Regions from separate parts of the Homo sapiens genome. Here regions 2, 3, 4 and 5 are each linked to region 1. A link is a contact called in ENCODE Hi-C or POLR2A ChIA-PET data. All regions are on one chromosome and are shown on one strand. Each heading gives the region's core, a stretch centred on a gene start or an enhancer-like site at or near the end of the contact. The rest is flanking DNA. Distances are from core to core; before and after follow the strand shown. Region 1 holds the start of RPS16 (ribosomal protein S16). Region 2 holds the start of C19orf47 (chromosome 19 open reading frame 47). Region 3 overlaps RYR1 (ryanodine receptor 1). Region 4 holds the start of ACTN4 (actinin alpha 4). Region 5 holds the start of MAP3K10 (mitogen-activated protein kinase kinase kinase 10).

What was found. Hi-C counts contacts between places; a loop is a spot of excess contacts on that map. ChIA-PET counts read pairs that join two places held with the same protein, here RNA polymerase II (POLR2A). Pooled maps may share reads with other maps.
Region 2: a pooled map shows a loop between it and region 1 (7-fold over the local background). The contact joins the promoter of C19orf47 here to the promoter of RPS16 in region 1. A Hi-C loop is called at or near these places in 1 of 168 maps with a recorded cell type or tissue (naive thymus-derived CD4-positive, alpha-beta T cell) and 9 of 50 pooled maps. POLR2A ChIA-PET finds 5 or more read pairs at or near these places in 5 of 52 experiments (AG04449, PC-3, Panc1 and 2 more).
Region 3: a loop to region 1 is called in a pooled map, with 4 times the contacts of the local background. The contact joins the enhancer-like site here to the promoter of RPS16 in region 1. A Hi-C loop is called at or near these places in 4 of 50 pooled maps.
Region 4: a loop to region 1 is called in a pooled map, with 4 times the contacts of the local background. The contact joins the promoter of ACTN4 here to the promoter of RPS16 in region 1. A Hi-C loop is called at or near these places in 6 of 50 pooled maps. POLR2A ChIA-PET finds 5 or more read pairs at or near these places in 3 of 52 experiments (MCF 10A, Panc1 and activated CD4-positive, alpha-beta memory T cell).
Region 5: a pooled map shows a loop between it and region 1 (11-fold over the local background). The contact joins the promoter of MAP3K10 here to the promoter of RPS16 in region 1. A Hi-C loop is called at or near these places in 1 of 168 maps with a recorded cell type or tissue (CD4-positive, alpha-beta T cell) and 6 of 50 pooled maps. POLR2A ChIA-PET finds 5 or more read pairs at or near these places in 6 of 52 experiments (A549, GM12878, H1 and 3 more).

Annotation. Positions count from the first base shown.
Region 1 is chr19:39,434,395-39,437,799 of GRCh38, reverse strand. It overlaps RPS16 (ribosomal protein S16), which reads left to right and starts at 1,851. Exons shown (of 5, transcript NM_001020.6): 1 at 1,851-1,952; 2 at 2,092-2,193. The coding sequence starts at 1,905. RefSeq lists enhancers at 1-414, 2,078-2,657 and a silencer at 1,598-1,697.
Region 2 is chr19:40,346,820-40,350,224 of GRCh38, reverse strand. C19orf47 (chromosome 19 open reading frame 47) reads left to right here and starts at 1,828. Exons shown (of 9, transcript NM_001256441.2): 1 at 1,828-1,901. PLD3 (phospholipase D family member 3) reads right to left here and starts at 1,530. Exons shown (of 13, transcript NM_012268.4): 1 at 1,457-1,530. RefSeq lists an enhancer at 1,584-1,873 and a silencer at 1,864-1,953.
Region 3 is chr19:38,555,627-38,559,031 of GRCh38, reverse strand. All of the region lies in intron 89 of RYR1 (ryanodine receptor 1), which reads right to left. Among named protein-coding and RNA genes, the nearest start is that of MAP4K1-AS1, 39 kb to the left of the region's middle. RefSeq lists an enhancer at 1,551-1,740. Within about 2 kb of position 1,536, at least 3 of the 41 ENCODE cell types and tissues checked have a DNase peak (open chromatin) inside an H3K27ac peak, as active enhancers do.
Region 4 is chr19:38,646,018-38,649,422 of GRCh38, reverse strand. ACTN4 (actinin alpha 4) reads right to left here and starts at 1,774. Exons shown (of 21, transcript NM_004924.6): 1 at 1,516-1,774. The coding sequence starts at 1,677. RefSeq lists an enhancer at 1-94 and silencers at 1-94, 53-251, 1,435-1,514, 1,745-1,934.
Region 5 is chr19:40,189,554-40,192,958 of GRCh38, reverse strand. MAP3K10 (mitogen-activated protein kinase kinase kinase 10) reads right to left here and starts at 1,533. Exons shown (of 10, transcript NM_002446.4): 1 at 246-1,533. The coding sequence starts at 927. RefSeq lists silencers at 836-1,135, 1,406-1,905 and an enhancer at 2,066-2,305.

The DNA of each region.
Region 1 (3,405 bases), core at 602-3,101:
GAGAGAGGAACCTCTTCGCTGGGGAGACTCTTGATGGGGTGAGACGCAGGGACATCTGCCGGGGAACCAGAGGACAACCCAATCCTGGGGTTCCTCAGGTGGGGTTGGGGGGCTGGGGATGGAGAATTCTGTGGGGAGGAGGCTTAAGTGGAGGGTGATTTGGGGGAGAGGAAAAAGATGACTGGGAGATTCTGGAGAAAGAGATTCTAGGGGCTGGGCGCGGTGGCTCACGCCTGTAATCCCAGCACTTTGGGAGGCTGAGATGAGTGGATCATTTGATGTCAGGAGTTCGAGACCAGTCTGGCCAATATGGTGAAACCCCGTCTCTACTACAAATACAAAAATTAGCCGGGCGTGGTGGTGCATGCCTGTAATCTCAGCTACTCAAGAGGCTGAGGCAGGAGAATCGCTTTAACCGGGGAGGCAGAGGTTGCAGTGAGCAGAGATCATGCCACTGCACTCCAGCCTGGGCGACAGAGCAGGACTCTGTCTCAAAAAAAAGAAAAAAAAAAAACAAAAAACAGAGAGATTCGGCCGGGCGTGGTGGCTCACGCCTGTAATCCCAGGACTCTGGGAGGCTGAGGCGGATCACATCACCTGAGGTCAGGAGTTCGAGACCAGCCTGGCCAACGTGGTGAAACCCCATTTCTACTAAAAATACAAAAAACGACCAGGGCGTGGTGGTAGACGCCTGTAATTCCAGCTACTCGGGAGCCTAAGGCAGGAGAATCTCTTGAACCCGGGAGGCGGAGGTTGCAGTGAGACGAGATCGCACCACTGCACTCTAGCCAGGGCAACGAGCGAAACTCCGTCTCAAAAAAAAGAGAGAGATTCTAGGGTGGGGACGGGGAAGAGGTTAATTCTTGGGGGAGGGTCTCTTAGGAGAGGGGGATTCTAACGGAGGGAAAACTCCAGGGAAGGCAGTTGCTGGGAAGAGGAGTCTCGGAAGGGAAATAAACTCAGGAGAAAGGTAGATTTTGAGGGACGGGTCTCTGAGAGAAAAGTTTTTGTGGATTTGCGGGGCGGGGTGTTCTGGGAAAGGGGGATTTGCCGGGAAAGGGGGATTTGCCGGGAAAGGGAGATTCTGGAGGAGGGAGATTCCAGGGGTACTGGGTCCTGACAAGAGAAAGATTCTGGGAAGGGTGACTGAGGGGACGAGGACCGAATGGAGGGAGATTCAGGGAAAAGGGGGGTCTAAGTTGAGCACTCTTAAGAGGGACATTTGGGGTTGGCCATCTGAGAGAAGGATGGGAAACATTCTGGGAAGAGGAAACTGAAAGGAAGGACATTCTGGTGAAAGGGAGATTCTGAGGGGAAGGGGCTCTGAGGGGAAAAGGATTCTGGGAGAGGATCCCCAAGGAGGGGGATTCTAGGGAGGATAGGATTCTGGAAGTCCTTAATCTGAGAATCCAGCCAGATTTCTTGCAGTAGATTCCAAAGGAAGATTCTGATGCGGGGGATTCGGGGAGGAGGGAGTCCAGAGGGGAGAAAGATTACAGGTGTTGGGAGGGTGGGAACTGATTTAAAGAAAGGGCGAAGGGAGATTATTAAAGAGCCAGAATGCAAAGAAGAGCTGCGGTAGTCGACTACAGAGGACGCGAAGCACACTCCCGCAGCCTTCCCTTCAGTCCGCACACGACACTCCCAGGCCCCGCCCCTTCCGCCCACAGAGCCCGCCACTTCCGCCTCACAGGGCCCGCCCGCTCTGAGCGCCTAAGGGCCTTCCCGCCGCTGACCAGACGCCCCGCCCGTTAGCCGCAACAGAAGCCGTAAAGCTCTCTCCCGTCGCGACGCAGTGCTCAAGGCGCCTGCGCAGACCCTGAAAAGCGGCCAGGGTGGCCCCTAGCTTTCCTTTTCCGGTTGCGGCGCCGCGCGGTGAGGTTGTCTAGTCCACGCTCGGAGCCATGCCGTCCAAGGGCCCGCTGCAGTCTGTGCAGGTCTTCGGACGCAAGGTGAGCCAGACGCCGGATGGGAAGGGGAGGGGAAGGAGAAGGCCAGGGTCTGGGAGAGGTCGGTGGGCAGGAATCTAGGGGGTAACATGGGAGCTGGAGCCGGAGCTCACGGGGCCCCTGTTTCTCTTGTATCTTACAGAAGACAGCGACAGCTGTGGCGCACTGCAAACGCGGCAATGGTCTCATCAAGGTGAACGGGCGGCCCCTGGAGATGATTGAGCCGCGCACGCTACAGTACAAGGTGCTGGGATCCGGCACCGGCGTTGAGTGGATGGAGGACTCTTGGAGACAGAGATGTTGTAGCTCTTGAAAGCTGGGGGGGCTGGCATCAGCAACGGGATGTTTAGAAGTTGTGTTGGGTGTAGAACAGTGGGGTATTTGGCAATAGAGCTGGGCTTGGGGTTCAGAAGATGTAAAAGCTGAGATGGGGTTGTTGAAGATTAAGGGTTTGCTTTGAGAACTGGGATGTTAGGAAGCTCACCTCACTGGGGCGGGGGGACCCAAAGGGTGAAGGGACACCGACTATTTTTTATTTTATTTATTTGTTTTGAGAGGGAGTCTCGCTGTGTCGCCCAGGCTGGAGTGTAGTGGCGCGATCTCGGATCACTGCAACCTTCGCCTCCCGGGTTAAAGCGATTCTCCTGCCTCAGCCTCTTGAGTAGCTGAGATTACAGGCATGCACCACCACGCCCGGCTAATTTTTGTATTTTTAGTAGAGACGGGGTTTCGCCATATTGGCCAGAGTGGTCTCGAACTCATTACCTCAGGTGATCCACCAGCCTCGGCCTCCCGAAGTGCTGGGATTGCAGGCGTCAGCCACCGTGTGCGGCCGAATTTGGGTCTGTTTAAATGCTTGCTTGTAAAAGGGGTTCCTCTGTTCCCTTTTTGGGACTCTCAATTTCTTTGGCTCAGAATGGAAAGAAACCAGAGTCTGATTTCTGCCCCTTCTGAACTCTACTACTTTTAAAAGAAAGAATATCTACATTGCAGGGTCAGTTAAAAAAATTTTTTTTGAGTTATAAGGTTCTTTTTTAAAAACAGTATCTTGCTGTCACCTACCCTGGAGTGCAATAGCACAATCCTAATGAACTGCAGCCTTAAACTCCTGAGTTGGAGATCCTCCCACCTCAGCCTTTCGGTTGCCAAGACTACAGGCACATCACCACGCCTGGCTCATTTGAGAAATATTTTTCTGTAGACGTGGGGTCTCACTTTATTGCCCAGGCTGGTCCTTGGTCTCATGTGATCCTTCTGCCTGGACTGGGATTACAGGTGTGATCACCATGCCTGGCCTAGAATTTAATAAAAATTCTGAGATTTCCTTTGTGTAGCAGATGTTGAATGTTACTGTTATTGGCTGTCACTGTATTTGAAGGATTTGTATGTGTACCCTCTGTTGAGTTTTGGGGACATAGCAGTGATCCAGATGACTTAAGGTCTTGCCTTCATGGAC
Region 2 (3,405 bases), core at 579-3,078, 910 kb before region 1:
GCAATGGCACGATCTAGGCTCACTGCAACCTCCGCCTCTCAGATTCGAACGATTCTCCTGTCTCAGCCTCCCGAGTAGCTGGGATTACAGGCATGTGCCACCATGCCTGGCTAATTTTGTATTTTTAATAGAGATGGGGTTTCTCCATGTTGGTCAGGCTGGTCTCGAACTTCCGACCTGAGGTGATCCGCCCGCCTCGGCCTCCCAAAGTGCTGGGATTACAGGCGTGAGCCACCGCGCCTGGCCTATTATTATTATTTTTTTTTGAGACGGAGTCTCGCTCTTGTTGCCCAGGCTGGAGTGCAATGGCGCGATCTCGGCTCACTGCAACCTCCACCTCCCCGGTTCAAGCCATTCTCCTGCCTCAGCCTCCCGAGTAGCTGGGATTATAGGCATGCACCACCACGCCCGGCTAATTTTGTATTTTTAGTAGAGACGGGGTTTCTCCATGTTGATCAGGCTGGTCTCGAACTCCCGACATCAGGTGATCCGCCCACCTTGGCCTCCTAAAGTGCTGGGATTACAGGCATGAGCCACCGCACCCGGCCGAGGGTGACATGGTTAATAACAATATTAGCCAAAAACACCATGTCAAGCTGAGCCTACCACAAGAATAAACTCACAGAATCGTCACACTCAGCCCTGATGTGGATGTCCCCGTGTGCATTTTGCAGATGAAGCTGGGATTGGAAAGGTGCCATAAGGCAGTCAAGGTATCCAGAGGTGTAGTGGTGGGGCTGGGATTCTGACACACCCCAGGTAATGGGCTGCAGTACCCCGTATGTTATGTGAGATGTGACACGGGGAAATGACGAAGACACGGAGGGAAGAAAAATAACTGTAAGGCTGGGTGGCTCCTTATGGGGAAAACTGGAAGCATGAGGAGTGGATGGTGACTGGTCAGAGGAACAGTGATGCCAAGGGAGGGACAAAGACACAAGGGGTAATGATGACGTAAGAGTTGCATTAGCGCGATTTAAGAAGAGCGATGGGGACAGTAGCCATGCGAAGGTGACTTGGGGGTATGATGAGGGTTTAAAGAGAAATGAGGATTTTATAAAGGAGAAATGGCAACAAAAGCAGGATGCAGGTAACATATGGCGATGACGAATTTAAAGGGAGCGATTACGACCTATGGTGGCAAAGAGGGCTTACAGGGAACGAAAGCGAGTTAAGGGCGTTGATGACAACAAGAGGAGTTGTGAGGATTTAAAGAGGGTGATGGCGACAGAAGGAGTTGTGAGGATTTAAGTGGGATGAGACAGAAGGAGAGGAATGGTGACATAAAGAGACCGAGGACGACATAAATTATAGCGTGGAAGACAACGCTATAATTATATATATTATATTCCATATATTATATTCCATATAATATATATTATATTCCATGCATTATAGCGTGGAAGACAACACGAGGAGGGTAGCCGAGGCGCCGCGCCCCCAGATCGCACAGTACCTGCACTCCACGTCTCCCACTCCGAGACCCAGCCCCACACGCACCTTCCAGGCTGTATCCCCGCCTGACGGCCCCTCCTAGCCGCGCGCAGGCGCACTACGGCTAGACTGCAGGCCGGCGGGGGCCAGGCATGCGCCTTTCTCATTGGCCGCGCCGCTTGCTAGCTTCGGGCGGAGGGGAGCGCCGGGCCGACGGTGGGCGGTCACGTGACGGTTACGACTGCACTCTCGCTGGTGTCGGTGGGCGGTCACGTGATGGTTATGGCCGCACTCTCGCTGGTGGCGGCCTGTTGGGGTAGAGCGGCCGCGGACGAGTCAGTTCAGCTTCCGGCGGTGAGAGGATGCTTCCGGGGCGGGCAGCCCGGGCCGGGGGAGGAGTGTCTGACAGTTGGCGCCGCCGGGAGGGAGGGCGGGCGGCGCGAGTGGGCGCGGGCCCGGTGGGCCAGGTGAGGCGCGGGCCGGGGGTGGTGGGACTGGGCCGGTTGCGGTAGGGACGGGTGGCGTCCGGGTGTCTGGACTCAGTTCGGGCTCCGTTGTACGGCTTCGGACTTACGATTTGTTTCTTTGAGCCTCAGTTTCCTCCCCTGTGGAATGGGGGTTAGAATCCGACTGTATCACCGGCTTTATAAATGGGAGTGAGAAGTCAGGTCGTGTACGTTGGATGCCTTAGCTCAGCGCCTCCGCATAACGCTCACTTCGTTACTATACTATTATTATTAGTATTGATGTTTGAGCGCTTAGTATGAAAAATTGTTGGGTTTGGAAGCCGTCGAATTTTGGTTCAAGTCCCGCTCCACTGTGCGGCAGTGGGGCCTGTGTCTTCGCTTCCTTGAACCCCGTTTTTTCTCATCTGTACAATGAGAGCAGATAGTCCCAATATCATAGGGTCGTCTTGAGGATTCTGATGAAATCTGTGTGTGTAAAGATTTTAAGCAGAGGGGCTGGCACAGTGAGAGCTCGTGGATTGGGACTATAATGATAATGATTCTGAGAGTCATTGGTGTAGCTGGGAATTCCAGGGAAGCTGGGGGAGAAAGCTCAGAGACAGCAATAGGAAAAACTTAGAATTGGAGCCGGGGAAATCGACATCCTGTCACTTACTATTTGACCAATTTTGCTGAGTCCTGAAGTACTAGTTTTTTTCTTTTTCTTGATAATGACTAGTGCATTTTTTTCCCCAGTAAGTTAATTTGAGAAGGCAAATTTGCATTGCTGTCTTCTTCTTTTTTTTTTCTTTGAGACGGAGTTTCGCTCTTGTTGCCCAGGCTGGAGTGCAATGGTGCAATTTCGTCTCACCGCAACCTCCGCTTCCTGGGTTCAAGGGATTCTCCTGCCTCAACCTTCCGAGTAGCTGGGATTACAGGCATGCGCCACCACGCCCGGCTAATTTTTTTTGTATTTTAGTAGAGACGGGGTTTCTGCATGTTGGTCAGGCTGGTCTCGAACTTCTGACTTCAGGTGATCTGCCCGCCTCTGCCTCCCAAAGTGCTGGGATTACAGGTGTGAGCCACCGTGCCCGGCGCATTGCTGTCTTCAATGGAAAACTAGCATTGCTGGCCATGAGAGGAAGGAAAAGTTCAGGTAAAATACAATGGAAACTGAACAGCCCATTACATTGTACACTGAAATGGAAAGATAATTGAAAAGGAATACTACGTATTCCCTTTGAATAGGGATACTGTTCAGAACCTGTACTGTGTGATTCCCTGTTGTCAGATCCCATGGACCCCCATTAAGTTGTCCTTATACTTGTTCCCAGCTCACACTTTGTATAAAACTAGCATTAAGTCAGTGACTGTCCCACTGTTTCCCTAGCTTACTGAAGATTTGTTTTATTTGATGCACACTTAACATCGCACTTAACCACCTGCCGTGCATCTTTGTTCTAAGGACTCTGTTTATTAACTCGTTTAATCCTTGTAACACCTTTAAGAATGGGTCCTTGGCTGG
Region 3 (3,405 bases), core at 287-2,786, 880 kb after region 1:
CTGCAGCCTCCGCCTCCTGGGTTCAAGTGATTCTCCTGTCTCAGCCTCCTGAGTAGCTGGGACTACAGGCGTGTGCCACCACACTGGCTAATTCTGTATTTTTAGTAGAGACAGGGTTTCGCCATGTTGGCCAGGCTGGCCTTGAACTCCTGACCTCAGGTGATCTGCCTGCCTGGGCCTCCCAAAGTGCTAGGATTACAGGTGTGAGCCACCACACCTGGACTATTTTTTTAAAAAATTATTTTTATTTTTTGAGACAGAGTCTTGCTCTGTCACCCAGGCTGGAGTGCAGTGGCGTGATCTTGGCTCACTGAAACCTCTGCCTCCAGGGTTCAAGCGATTCTCCTGCCTCAGTCTTCTGAGTAGCTGAGATTACAGGCATGTGCTACCACGCCAAGCTAATTTTTGTATTTTTAGTAGAGATGGGGTTTCGCCATGTTGGCCAGGCTGGTCTTGAACTCCTGATCTCAAGTGATCTGCCCGCCTTGGCCTCCCAAAGTGTTAGGATTACAGGCATGAGCCAGGCCTTTTTATTTTTCATTTTTGTGGGTACATAGTAGTTGTATTTATTTATGGGGTAGATGAACTATTTTGATATAGGCATGCAATACGTACTCACATCAGGGTTAATGCGTTATCCATTCCCTCTGGCATTTATCCTTTCTTTGTGTTACAGTCTACTTATAGTCTTTTAGTTGTTTTACTTTATTATTAATTTTTTGAGACAAAGTCTGTCTCTACTACCTAGGCTGGAGTGTAATGGAGTGATCATGGCTTGCCATAGCCTCGACCTCCTGGGCTCAAGTGATCCTCCCGTCTTAGCCTTCCAAGTTGGGACCACAGGCATGCACCACCATACCCAGCTAATTTTTTAAACAGTTTTTTTGTAGAGACAAGGTCTCATTATGTTTTCTAGGCTGGTCTTGAACTCCTGGGCTCAAGCGATCCTCCCACCTCAGCCTCCCAAAGTATCGAGATTACAGGCATGAGTCATCGTGCCTGGCTAGTATTTTATTTTATTTTATATTTTATTGTATTATTTTATTTTATTTTTGAGAGAGTCTCACTCTGTTGCCCATGCTGGAGTGCAGTGGTGCAATCTCGGCTCACTGCAACCTCCGCCTCCCGGGTTCAAGCGATTCTCCTGCCTCAGCCTCCCGAGTAGCTGGGAATACAGGCATGCACCACCATGCCTAGCTAATTTTTGTATTTTTATTTCTTTTTTTTGAGACAGAATTTCGCTCTTGTCACCCAGGCTGGAGTGCAATGACGCGATCTTGGCTCACAGCAACCTCCCCCTCCTGGGTTCAAGTGATTCTCTTGCCTCAGCCTCCCAAGTAGCTGGGACTTCAGGCATAGGCCACCATGCCTAGCTAATTTTTGTATTTTTTGTAGGGACAGGGTTTGGTTTCGCCATGTTGCCCAGGCTGCTCTCTGTCCCTCTTGTTCCCATTTTTCAGCCTTTCCATTTACTGTCCCCTTTGCCTGGGACACCACAGCCTCGCTGAGTCATATGGTATCTTTCAACTCTCAGCTTCGCTGTCCCCTCCTGCAGAAGGCCTTCCGCCACCAGCCGGTTTACAGGGCTTACCACACCCTGCTCACTCCCACACCCTTCAGACCACAGATTATAACCTGCAATTACTTCGTGTATTTCGTTATTTGCATCTGCCCCTTCCCACTGGACTATCAGCCCCCACAGTGGGCTCTCTGTTTTGTTCACTGCTGTACCTTCAGGACCAGGGCAGTGCCTGACACACAGTAGGTACTCATACTCATTTGTCAAGTGAAGGAAGCATCATGAAAACTAAGAGGCTGGGCGCCGTGGCTCATGCCTATAATCCCAGCACTTTGGGAGGCTGAGGCAGGAGAATCGCTTGAACCTGGGAGGCGGAGGTTGCAGTGAGCCGAGAGCATGCCACTGCACTCCAGCCTGGGTGACAGAATGAGACTCTGTCACAAAAAAAAAAAAAAAAAAAAGAAATGAGACTATCGCCATTTTGCAATCTCTAATGAATGAATATGTCTGAGTGTTGAGCAGAAACAGCTGCTGGCATCTGGAAAGGAGGTGCCTCCTGGTGGAGGTATACAGTAGCCCCACATAGGAAGGTTCTGGCTAAAAAACTCCTTACACCCAAATCTGAATCTGCTCGAACTTTGGCTGAGTCCCACTTTGGAGGAAACCCAGGGGACACAGGAACACATGAAATGACACCACAAGGACGCATTGGTCAGGTCCAGACTATGGGAAGCTCTACAACTAGGACAGCACTATCCACTGATAGACTTAGTGTGAAAAAAGAATGAAAAATGTCGAGCTAATCATTTTTTAGATTGATTATGGCCAGGCACAGTGGCTCTTGCCTGTAATCCCAGCACCTTGGGTGGCTGAGGAGGGTGGATTGCTTGAGCACAGGAGTTTGAGACCAGCCTGGGCAACATGGCAAGACCCCATCTCTATAAATAAATAAACAGGATTGATTCCATGTTGAAATAATATCCTGAGTGTACTAGATTATGTGTAGTGTTTCATTTTACTTTTTTTTTTTTTTAACAGAGTCTTGCTCAGTTGCCCAGGTTGAAGTACAGTGCCATGAACATGGCTCACTGCAGCATTAACCTCCAAGGTTCAAGAGATCCTCCTGCCTCAGCCTCCCCAGTAACTGGGACTACAGATATGCACTACTACACCTGGTTATTTTTTAAAGTTTTTATAGAGATAGGGTTTTGCTGTGTTACGCAGGCTGGCTCAAACTCCTGGCCTCAAGTGATCCTCCCGCCTTGGCCTCCCAAAGTGCTGGGATTACAGGCACGAGCCACCATGCCGGTCCTCTTTTTACTTTTTAAAAAACATGGCTATTAGAAAATTTAAAATTATGGTGACTCACGCCTGTAATCCCAGCACTTTCGGAGGGTGAGGAGGGCAGATCACTTTAGGCCAGGAGTTTGAGACTACCCTGGCCAACATGGCGAAACCTTGTCTCTACTAAAAATACAAAAATTAGCCAGGTGTGGTGGCGCATGCCTGTAATCCCAGCTACTCAGGAGGCTGAGGCAGGAGAATCACTTGAACCTGACAGGTGGAGGTTACAGTGAGCTGAGATTGCCCCACTGCACTCCAGCCTGGACAACAGAGTGAGACCCTGTCTCAAAAAAAAGAAGAAAATTTAAAAATATACATATTGCTCATATTGTATTTCTGTTGGACAGTAAAGATCTGCAGGACTGGATCTCCAGGAGATAAATTGCAAGGAAAAAGAAAAGATAATAGAGGGGAAGCAAGAGATGAAAGATGATTTTAAAAAGTATCAGCCAATTGCAATGGGTGGCCCTTGTTTGGATTCTGATTTAAAGAAGCTACAAAAAATCCTGATAGTTACATGAAAGTTATGAGATTTGGAAATT
Region 4 (3,405 bases), core at 525-3,024, 790 kb after region 1:
AACTTCAAGTACCTCCCACCCATTTCACGCACAAAACTTCTGAACAACCCCTTCCCCCCACACACACCCACTCACCACGCTCCTTTCTTTAGCTCTTCCTGCACACACTCAGAGCTCCCCCCTCAACCACACTGGATTTATCCCCCCCCCACAGACACTGACACCTCGCTCGGGGATCCCACTCCACTTCTGATCACCTTTTCACTGCTGTGGGGCCCTACCAAGTTGCCCCCCCCGCCCCCCAAAAAAACAGTGCCACCTGAACACAGTCTCTGCTTCAGGATCCCTTCACCTACCTCCGGTCTCTCCAAAAAAGACACAATTCTTCCTGGACACTCTCAACGCTTCCTCCCCAAACTCATTCTGCCTGCACGACACACACACGCTCTCCAGTCCCGGGACTGCACCTCCAGGAGCCAGCACCCCCTCCTCAAATTCCTTTCTCAGTCTATCCATTACGCATTCCCTTTCTAATGAGACTTTCATTTTCCTAAACGAACCTCTCTCCCATTATCCACCATTCCAGCTCACCCTCCCTCCCACCGATCTCACCTTCTCCCTCTACACTTCCTCATTCTCTCCAACGCTTTAGCTTTTCAGCTTCCCATCAATTCTTTAGAAATCCCTCCCCAAATTATCCCCACTCTCCGTATCCCCTCTACTTCGGCTTCTCCATCCCTCATCAATTCCTCTTATTATTCCTCCTATCTCTTAATCTTCTCCCCTTTGGAACAGGGCACCACAAATAAATCTCACCCCCTTCAAAAACGTCTGATTCACGGGCCCCTTAACTTCTTCCTTCCGCACCCCACCCTCCTCAGACCCCCAGTCCTGGCACCTCTACCCTCCTCACACCCTAAGCCCATGTCTTTTCATGCTCAATTCTACCCTTAGCCCCTGTTTTCATCTTCCCAGCCTCCCTAGTCTTCCCACCCGTCTTCAGACCCCACAATCTCCACTCCATCCTCACACTTGATTCTTCATCCCCTTTATAACTCCCCCAACCTGAGGCTCCCCCAATTCCAATCTCCTTCAGATCTTTCTGCTCTCCAAATAACCAACCCCTCCACACTCAAGCTCCTCCTCACACTTCCCAGACCCAGAAATTCCCTTCTCAGCCTCCCCTGATTCTCCTCCCAGCACCCCCAACCCATGCTCCGACCCTTCAAGCCCGCCTCGGATCCCAGTTCCATTTCAGCCTGCCCAGTCATCTCCTCGGTTTCCCCTAATGGCACGCCCAGACCCTCCAAATCCTTCATCAGCCTTCCCGATTCCTTTTATTTGACTCCCATATTCCCCACCCAGCCGCCAATTCTCTTTTCAGATTCCCAATTCCTTCCTCTAGCTCGGCGATTCCTCCTCAGGACTCCAATTCCCTTCCCGGACCCGCCAATTCCTTCTCGGGACCCCCCCGTTCCCATCACAGACGCTCCAGTTACCTTTCAGGACCTCCCACCCCTCCCCGGGCCCCCTCAGAAAAGCCCCTCCAGCCCGTCCGGCCCGCGGGCCGCGCACCTTGCGCTGCTGCTTCTCCCAGGCCGGGTCCAGCAGCAGGTCCCGGTCCCAGTCGTCCTCCTGGGCCATGTAGTCGCCCATGCTGCCCCCGCCGCCAGCGCCATTGCCCGCGCTGCTGGGGCCGTACTGGTACGACTGGTTCGCCGCGTGGTAGTCCACCATTCCGCCGCCTCTCGCTCGCCCACCAGCCTGTCCGCTCCCGCCTCAGCTCCCGCCCCTCTGCCCGAGCCGCCGCCGCTACCGCCGCTTCAGCTGCTTCAGCCCGCCCTCCGCCCGCGCCTGCGCACTGCCCGCCGCGCCTGCGCACAGCGCCGAGGTTGCCGCCCTCCCGCGCGCGCGCGCCTGCCAAACCAGAAAAGGCACCAAGGCCGCGCTCCGGAGCTTGGCGCCTGCGCAGAGTCCCGCTTCCTGGCCGCCCGACTCAGCCCGGGGGCGAGCCGCGCCCCCTCTCCGGCGTGAACGCGCGCGTCGTTCGCGTATGGGCGGGGCCAGATCATGAATGATTCATAAGGGCAGGCCCCGCCATCGGACCTGAACCAGCTCAGGCTTGGAATGCACTGCACCGGGTTCCCATTCAGCGACACAAATTCAACAAATATTTATTGAACACCTATTCTGTGCCAGACTATGTTTTACGCAGGCACTAAAAACAGAAAAAAATCCCAACTTTCATGAAACTACCTTCTAGTAAAGGAAGCCACATACACACAAATCTACTTTTATTTTTATTATTTTTTGAGACGGAGTCTCGCTCTGTCTCCCAGGCTGGAGTGCAGTGGCGCGATCTCGGCTCACTGCAACCTCCGCCTCCCGGATTCAAGCAATTCTCCTGCCTCAGCCTCCCGAGTAGCTGGGAACACAGGCATGCTCCACCACACCCGGCTAATTTTTGTATTTTTTTAGTAGAGACGGGGTTTCACCATGTTGGCCAGGCTGGTCTTGAACTCTTGAGCTCAAGCGATCCTCCCGCCTCAGCCTCCCAAAGTGCTGGAATTACAGGCGTGAGCCACCGCGCCCAACCAACACACAAATTTTTTTTTTTGAGACGGAGTTTCGCTCTTGTTGCCCAGGCTGGAGTGCAATGGCGTGATCTGGGCTCACTGCAACCTCCGCCTCCCAGGTTCAAGCTATTCTCCTGCCTCAGCCTCCCGAGTAGCTGGGATCACAGGCATGTGCCACCACTCCTGGCTAATTTTGTATTTTTAGTAGAGACGGGGTTTCTCCATGTTGGTCAGGCTGGTCTCAAACTCCCGACCTCAGGTGATCCGCCCACCTCGGCCTCCCAAAGTGCTGGGCTTACAGGCATGAGCCACTGCGCCTGGCCTCAACACTCAAAATTTTAAAAAATATGTAGACAGGCACAGGGGCTCACACCTGTAATCCCAGCACTTTGGGAAGCTGAGGCGGGAGGATGGCTTGAGCCCAAGAGTTCAAGGCCAGCCTAGGCAACATAACAAGAACCTGTCTCTACAAGAAATGTAAAAATTCACTGGGCATGGCTGTGTGCACCTGTAGTCCCAGCTACTCAGGAGGCTGAGGAAGGGACATCACTTGAGCCCAGGAGTTCCAGTCTGCAGTGAGCTGTGATCACACCAATGCACTCCAGAAGCGAAATCCTGTCTCAAAAATATACATAAAAGTAAAAAATAGGTAGTATTGTATATTCCAAGGTGTTGAGTATTTGGAGAAAAATCAAGCATGGGCTGGAATGCAAATAAACTACTCAGGTAGGCTTCATGGAGAAGGCAGACATTTAAACAAAGGTGCGAGCCACTGCATCAGGAAGCATCTTAAATTTAAATATTCAGCCAGGCACTGGTGGCTTACTCTTGCAATCCCAGCACTCTGGGGAGTCAAGGCTGGAAGAGTGCTTGAGCCCAAGAGTTTGAG
Region 5 (3,405 bases), core at 284-2,783, 760 kb before region 1:
TGTTTACTGAGCGATTGTGACTCTGCAGCCTGGGAGGCAGGTAAGTCCTTCAACCTTTCTGAGCCTCCTTTTTCTCCCTTAAGGCAGGCAAGGCCTACCTCACCTTCACCCTGAAGGTATCATACTGCTGCCCCTTCTCACTCCAGGCACAGTGTCATCTGGTGTCCCTCACCCTGTTTCCCACCACCTAGGCCTGGCCTTGAGAGGTTCTGTGGAAGGAATTTTGGGGAGAGGACACCACTTACTGTTGATGGACTTGAGGTCCCGGTGGATGATGGGCACAGGGGCATCATTGTGTAGGTAGTTCATGCCCCGGGCCACCTGCACAGCCCAGTTGACCAGCACGTGAGGTGGCACCCGGCGACCTGCCAGCACCCTGCTCAGTGCACCACCCCGGGCATACTCCATCACTAGGCAGAGGTGTGGGGGGTTGAGGCAGGCGCCCCTAAGGGCAATTATGTTGGGGTGCTGCAGGGCTCCAAAGAGCCGGGCTTCCTGGCACACCTGCTCCGCTGTCACTGCCGGGTCCTTCTCAGGGTCCAGCCGGGCGGCCTTGACTGCCACCTCCTCGCCACGCCACAGGGCCCGATAGACCTTGCCAAAGCCCCCCACACCGATGATCTCCTCTAGCTGCAGCTCGTGGAAGGGGATCTCCTGGGGCAGCTGGAGGCCCGCGGGTGCAGCGGGGGCGCCGGGGGCCACGTAGTTGCTGGGGAAGACGCCCACGCGGCCGCTGGGGAGCTGCCCGGTCCACCAGCCCTCGTCGCCGGACACCGCACAGTCTTGGGAAAGCACCTGGACGCGATCGCCCCTCCGCAGGGTCAGCTCCTCGTCGCCCGCCGCCTCGTAGTCGAACACCGCGGTCCAGACGGGCCCCGCGGGGGTCGTGCCCCACTCCTTGGCCACCGCCCCCTCCTCCTCCTCCATGGGGGAGGGGCCGGGGGCTGCGGGAGGCCGCTTCACACAGGCTGCCCGCGGGATGCAGAGGGCGGGCCCCGGCGGCCGGGATGGAGGGCAGTCCCTGCGGGGTCTAGGGAGCTCCTGAGGGCCATGGCTGGGGCGCCCTCCGCAGGAGCAAGAAAAAAAACCCTTTCAAAGGGCAGGCTCGTCCCTTCCGATTTGGCTGTACGGGCGGGGCGGGGCGGGGTGGGAGTGGGGCGGCAGGTTCACCCGTGCCCCCCAAACGGCAGAGGGCTAAGAGGGCCTGGCCGCGCGGCTCTCGAATGCCCGCCGGGGTCCGCCGGTGGGGGACGAGGGCGAGGGCGGCAGGCAGTCCCCGTTCCCCGCGCCGCTCACCCCGCGCAGCTCCACCGGCGGCCCCCGGCTCCGCATCCCGGGCCACGACTGCCGGGCCGGGCGGGGGTGGCGGGGCCCCTGGGGCGGCCGCCCCGGGCCGGGGTGGCGCGCCCCTCGGCCTCCTCACGCGCGGGGCAGCCGGGCGGCCCCCATCCTTGGCACCGGCCTCCCGGTCGGCCCCAGCCCCTGCCCCCCGCCCGTGCTGCTTCCCCGGGCCACCGGCGGGGCCCGAGTGACGTGTGGGCGCCGCCGCCGCGGTGCCTCCTGGGAGTTGTAGTCTCCGGCCGTGCGGCCTCGGGGCCCGGCTCTCAGCGCCCTCCAGCAGAGCCCCGCGGCCAGCCTCGGGCCGCAATGGACATGACACCCCACGAAGCCGAAGGAGTCCTCCCGGGGAGATGAGCCCGGCCTCGGCCCCTCCTTCGGACGCGGCGTAGCGGGCGCCCGGGGCGGGGGGAAGCGCTCCTCACAGACCCTGTGGGGGCCGCGGCCCAGGATGGGTTGGACTGCAACGGACGCGATTAGCAACGCGAAAAATAGGAGCTGCGTGCATGACTGTGACTGCCCGGAGCCGCGAACGCAGCCTGGACCTTATCCCTGAGGCAGGACGGCCCCTCGGACCCCCCGACCGAGATGTACGCTGGGAACTGTAGTCCGCGCGGGGACCTGGCGCTGCAGGGGGCGGCCCCCAAACAGCGGGCTGCGGGCGTCGGCGGGTGGTTGGAGCAAGTTAGGGGTCGGGCCGGTGGCGGGACTCTGCGGGGAAGATGGGGCTGGGAGGATGTGTTTAGTGTCCCTGGGGATGTCACAGCCACGTCTGCTTTCCCCACCAGCTCTGGGTTCCTCTGCTGAAGTCAGAACTCCTGCTCTTGAGAATCCCCGATTCCTATTTTATAGGAGTTTCAATTTCGGGGAGCTTAATGTGCATGTTGTATTCAGTGCTTTGTACACGTGGTATCGTTAAGTCTTCACAAAGAGCCCCATTTTACAGATGACTCATAGAGAAGTGAAGTCATTTGTGCAAGGCTACAGAGCTATAAATGGCAAAGCAAAAATGAAAGGCAGTTTTAAAAATTAACAACCAGGCCGGGCGCGGTGGCTCACGCCTGTAATCTCAGCGCTATGGGAGGCCAAGGCGGGCGGATCACGAGGCCAGGAGTTCGTGACCAGCCTGGCCAGCATGGTGAAACCCCCGTCTCTACTATTTAAAAAAAAAAAAAAAAATTAGCCGGGCGTGGTGGTGTGCGCCTGTAATCTATCCCAGCTACTCGGGAGGCTGAGGCAGGAGAATCGCTTGAACCTGGGAGGTGGAGGTTGCAGTGAGCCAAGATCACGCCACAGCACTCCAGCCTGGACGACAGGGCAAGACTCCGTCTCAAAATAAATAAATAAATAAATAACCATCGCCACGATTAACAAAAACAACAACAACAAAAAAAAAAACAACAAAAAACAAACAAACAAAAAACCCACTGCCTTTCTATTTAAAGAATGAGGAAAGTAGGTCCCGCAGAGGTTCAGTGACTTCTTCAAGATCTCTAAGCTTGTAAGAGGCAAAATTCTGGGTCTTTTTACTTGGCCTCTCCTGAGTGGTATGGGGTCTAGAGGGAGGAGAGAAGAAGAGGAAATAAGAGGGACTCTAGTGCCCAAACTCCAGAGAACTGCCCCTCAGGGTCCTTGGGGAATTGTTCCATTGTCAGAGGGAAGTGGGTTACCTGGTCTCCTGGCTACCTAGCAGGGACACTCGGAGCATATCAAAAATGCTTGTTGGAAGAGAGAGCCCCAGCTTCATTCTGAGTATAAGTGTTTCTGCTATAACCTGCTATATGCATTCTTAAAAAACCTTCAGTTCTTCAAAACGGTGCACTAAAATTAACAAGACTTCATGGAAAAAATAGAGTTAGAGACAGATTGCTCAAAATATATGCAACTAGCTGGGCACGGTGGCTCATGCCTGTAATCCCAGCACTTTCAGAGGCCGAGGAGGGAGAATTACTGGAGTCCAGGAGTTTCAGACTAGCCTGGGCAACATAGGGAGACTCCGTCTCTACAAAAAAATAAAAAATTAGGCGGGTGTGGTGGTGTGCACCTGTGTTCCCAGCTACTCGGGAG